Regions from separate parts of the Homo sapiens genome. Here region 2 is linked to region 1. Evidence: chromatin loops called from intact Hi-C (ENCODE). Cell type or tissue: IMR-90. All regions are shown on one strand.

What was found. Hi-C counts contacts between places; a loop is a spot of excess contacts. Peaks named below come from ENCODE experiments on the same cell type or tissue, not always from the same donor. Only the 100,000 strongest peaks of a DNase experiment are listed, where the experiment ranks them.
Region 2: it touches region 1 in a loop (8-fold over the local background); 4 of 110 quality-filtered maps call a loop at or near these places.

The regions. Positions count from the first base shown.
Region 1 is chr1:89,919,220-89,921,719 of GRCh38, reverse strand. The region is part of intron 2 of LRRC8D (leucine rich repeat containing 8 VRAC subunit D); the gene reads right to left. Among named protein-coding and RNA genes, the nearest start is that of ZNF326, 75 kb to the left of the region's middle. In IMR-90, no CTCF peak of the experiment used is centred here; no DNase peak of the experiment used is centred here.
Region 2 is chr1:89,977,932-89,980,431 of GRCh38, reverse strand. The region is part of intron 2 of LOC105378847 (a long non-coding RNA gene); the gene reads right to left. Among named protein-coding and RNA genes, the nearest start is that of ZNF326, 16 kb to the left of the region's middle. In IMR-90, no CTCF peak of the experiment used is centred here; a DNase peak (open chromatin) is centred at 1,491; H3K27ac peaks cover 207 bases.

The DNA of each region.
Region 1 (2,500 bases):
TTTAAAAATTAGCCGGGCTTGGTGGCAGATGCCTGGAATCCCAGCTGCTCAGGAGGCTGAGGAAGAAGAATTGCTTGAAGTTGGGAGGCGGAGGTTGTAGTGAGCTGAGATTGTGCCATTGCACTCCAACCTGGGCAACAGAGCAAGACTCTCTCTCTCTCAAAAAACAAAACAAAACAAAACAAAACAAACAAACAAAAAAAACCTTTAAAAGTTTATCTGCACTAGGAGGTCTTAGTACCCCTATTAAAAGAAGGAAGCCAAATGGCTTTGAAATATTATTTAAATAAGAATTTAATGTATAAAGAAGCAAATGGCTTGATTAATGTAATCAATATAACACTCAATTATACTTAGTTTTTCTTTTTTGTTGTTTTTTTTGAAATAGGGTCTCACTCCAGTTGTCCAGGCTAGAGTGCAGTGGCGTGATCTTGGCTCACTGCAGCCTTGACCTCCTGGGCTCAGGTGATTCTCCTACCTCAGCCTCCCGAGTAGCCCAGCTAATTTTTTGTATTTTTTGTAGGGACAGGGTTTCACCATGTTGCCTAGGCTGGTCTTGAACTCCTGGACTCAAGTGATTCATCCGCCTTGGCCTCCCAAAGTGTTGGGATTACAGGCATGAGCCACCACATCTGGCCTGTAATTTTTCATGTAGGCATGAATTAACTACCCAATCAAATATCAACTTTCACTTTCTTTCTGCAGGGAAAAAAGTTAGCCCTCTTGGTCAACCTGGGCAAATGGAGAACATGCAAGAGACTTACGAGGATCAAATTCTCAAATCTTTCATTGAAATAAATCAAATGAGAACAAACTAAAGTTTATAATGAGCTACACCATCTCTACAACAAGCCTTCCCTAACACTCAACAGACACGTAAGCACATATGTGTATGTACACACAGATACTCACACAGCACACCCAAATCAGTTATCAAAAATTTATACAGTTAAAGAAAATAAAAAATGCTTCAGAAGCAATAGGGGAAAAAGGAATGATTTAGTTTTTTTTTTTTTTTTTTTCCCAATAGGCCTCTGTATTACTGTATTATTTAAGTGTTAATAGTTATGGGTATTACAAGTATACAATATACTCTATAGCTGATATAATTCTATATAGAAACGAAACGTAAGTCACTGGTGTCACTCCCTCTTAAAAGATTATGATAAGAAATTAAACTTTTAAAATAGCTCCTTTCTAATGCTATTTTGGTTTAGATATCAAAAATAACTGAAACAATTTTTTTACATAAAAAATCTCAAGATTTAAAAAAACACTCCTTATATAAAACTTATCAATCTCAGATTTCACATTAGGCAAAAACCACCCATTTTGCTAACCACCAAAAGCTTTTTATAAATCCATTTAACACTTAAAAGGACTATAGAAAATTCATAACTTGTGAAATATAAAAAGAACTTTACACAAATTACATGTTAATGTCTCTTTTAGGATTTCTTCCTAGTGTAGTGCTATTCACAGAGCAAATTTGCCTCAGAACTAAGGAACATAACTCTAAATATGTTAATAGGTCTAAAGCAAAATATCTTAGGAATTAACAAAAATGTGTTAGTACACTGCTGTGAATTTGTTTTTACTTCTAGCTCTCAATTCTAAAAGTCAAGGCCCACATTTGAGGGCTTACAAATGAGATTTTATTCACAGAACAATAAAAAAGAGGCTCTAAAATCAATGGCTTCCACATTTTATTCCATACAATCTCAGTTTCTTCTACAAGCTATCACCAGCATTCCCTTAAATCATGAACTCAGGCCAGCAGAATTTCACAAGAGCTTCAGTATCTATAGACCCCACTTAGTGTACCCTCTACTAGAAACTTTAACAAATAATTATGGAGTTTTTGCTATAGGGTTCTGGGGATTAAAAAGGGAAATAATTTTTTAAAAAATTAAAAGCTGTCCTTACTGAGAAAGCAACTTAGAGGAAACATAAAAAGAGCAAGGGATAATGACAATAGTTTCATTAGTCCCTAAAACAGTCTGGCAGCTAAGAGACCTTAATAAAGGCTCCAGAGAAAGTCATCCCAAACTGAGTGAAGAATTTGGTTCAACTTTATCGCCTAACTTCATCCAGTTTATGAGACAGTTAGTAGGATTTGTAATGGGAGCTTTGCTTGCATTTTTAAATTCCCTGCTTCTTTCCATCTGCAAAATGGACATCTTAGATTAAACTTGACCATTTTCCTTTTAAGTTTACTGACATTTAATAGTATTTCTTCTAGCATATACCTGGCATAGCATATCCCTGACACCCAAGCAGCTTTCCATGGTCCCAGGAAGTTGCCACATTCTTTTCCAGTTACTTTTTGGGACCAAAAGAACCTCTGATCATAAACCCATAAATATCTGCTCTGGTGACAGACAGCTGGGAGCCTGTCAGTCCTTATTCCTGGTTTGGTACAGATTGCTGGAAAAGAACCTGAGTATCTTGCTCTGGTGCTTACCTCACTAACCCTCAAAAAGTTCTCAAAGTTAGTATG
Region 2 (2,500 bases), 59 kb before region 1:
TCTCTACATTGAGAAAATTCTTATTGAGGCTAAAATGAAATATTTTAAAAATCTCAAAATAGTTTGCCCTCAAAATCAATGAATGCCTAGATAAGGATAATGAGATATCCACATAAAAACTATTTAAAAATAAAAAATGTGGTTAAGATGAACTATCTGGTTATTATACATCTATTAATAGCATAAAACATTGGCATTAAAAAAATATTGGAGGCTGGGTGTAATCTTAGCACGTTGAGAGGCTAATATTGGAGGTTCACGCCTGTAATCCCAGCACTTTGGGAGGCCAAGGTGGGCGGATCATGAGGTCAGGAGTTCAAGACCAGCCTGGCCAACATAGTGAAACCCCATCTCTACTAAAAATACAAAAAAATTAGTCGGGCATGGTGGCAGGCACCTGTAATCCCAGCTACTTGGGAGGCTGAGGCAAGGAGAAATGCTTGAACCTGGGAGGCGGAGGTTGCACTGAGCCAAGATAGCACCACTGCACTCCAGCCCAGGCAATAGTGTGAGACTCCATCTTAAAACAAACAAAAAAAGGTTTAAGATAGCATTTAAATTTCAGAGTCACTACATGAGGACACATAAATACAGCAAATTATGTTATCAAAGGCAATAAGAAAAAGGCATGTTTTGATTGATCCAACACTTTAATTAATACATAGTTGACAATTTTCAAGGAATTGAAATTTTGTATGAGTTCAGTATTAAAACTAGACTGACCTAATTTAACCTATCATGCTCTCTCTCTTTTTTTTTTAGATGTTTCCAAAAATAATTCATGGACCTTATTAAAATTGAAAACGTTGCTCTTTGGAAAACATTGTTAAGAAAATTAAGAGGCAAGCCACAGATTGAGAAAAACATTTGCAATGCACTCATTTGACAAGGTACTTGTATCTAGATTATATAAAGACCTCTTTCCACCTGGAGAAAAACTATAAACGAAAATCATATGGGCCGGGCGCAGTAGCTCACAGCTGTAATCCTAGCAGTTTGGGAGGCCAAGGCTGGTGGATCACCTGAGGTCAGGAGTTCGAGACCAGCCTGGCCAACATGGTGAAACCCTGTCTCTGCTAAAAATACAAAAATTAACCAGGCGTGGTGGTGTGCACCTATAATCCCAGCTACTCAGGGGGCTGAGGCAGGAGAATCGCTTGAACCCAGGGGCAGAGGTTGCCGTGAGCCGAAATCGTGCCACTTCACTCCAGCCTGGGCGAAAGAGTGAAACTCCGTCTCAAAAATAAATAAATAAATAAAATAAAGAAAATCATACTAATAAAAGTCAAATATTAAAAGAAAATATAAAAGACAAAAAAGAACCCTTACTACTCAGTAATAAGATGACAACAACCTACTGTTTTTAAATGGCAACATATTTGAACAGATACATCATAAAATAAGACATACCAATGGTCAAAAGCTCTTGAAGAGACACTCAACATCATTAGTCATCATTGATATGCAAACTAAAGCCACAATCATATATTACCATCCATCCAATAGAATGACTAAAACTAGAAATATATAATAGCTGGAACTCTAACACACTGCTGATAGGAATGTAAATGGTACGACCACATTGGAAAACAATTTGTCAGTTTCTTATAAAGTTCATAGGGAAGACAAATTAACACATATGTCTACATAAAGACTTCTGCACAAATGTTCATAGCAACTTTATATGTTACCAAAATGGAAACAATATACATATCCATCAATGAGTGAATGGATAAATAAATAGTGATTCATCTGTACAAGATAATACTATGCAGCATTCAAAAGAAATGAACCGGACCTACACGGTGGTTCACACCGGTAATCCCAGCACTTTGGTAGGTTAAGGCAGGCCAATTGCTTGAGCTCAAGAGTTCGTGACCAGCCCAGGCAACATAGTAAAACCCAGTCTCTACAAAAGATACAAAAAACAAAAAAATTAGCTGGGCCTAATGGGCGAGCTTGTAGTCCCAACTACTCGGGAGGCTGAGGTGAGATGATTGCTTGAGTTCAGGAGGTTGAGCCACTGCACTACAGCCTGGGTGACAAAGTGAGACCTTGTCAAAAAAAAAAAAAAAAAAAAAACTATTGATAAAAGCAACTGCATGGACAAATCTGAAAAACATTAAGCTGAGTGAGAGAAGCCAAACTCAAAAAAGCACATACTATATAATTTTTCTTACATGAAATTCTCAAAAATGTAAACTAGCCTATAGTAACACAAAGTGGAGCAACAGCTACGTGGGGCTGAGGATGGGTGTGATGTTGACTGTAAAGGGGAACGAGGGAACTTTTTAAGGTGATGGAAATTTTCTATAGTTTGACTGCAGTAGAGGTTAAATGAGTGCATACATTTGTCAAAACTCATCAAACTACAGCTGTTCATGGTTTCAGTTTATTGTACATAAGCTATATTTCAACAAAGTTAACTTTCTAAAAAGCAATAATAGTTACCTTTTTTCTTTTTTGGTGGGGGGGCGGGGGTGGAGTTTTGCTCTTGTCA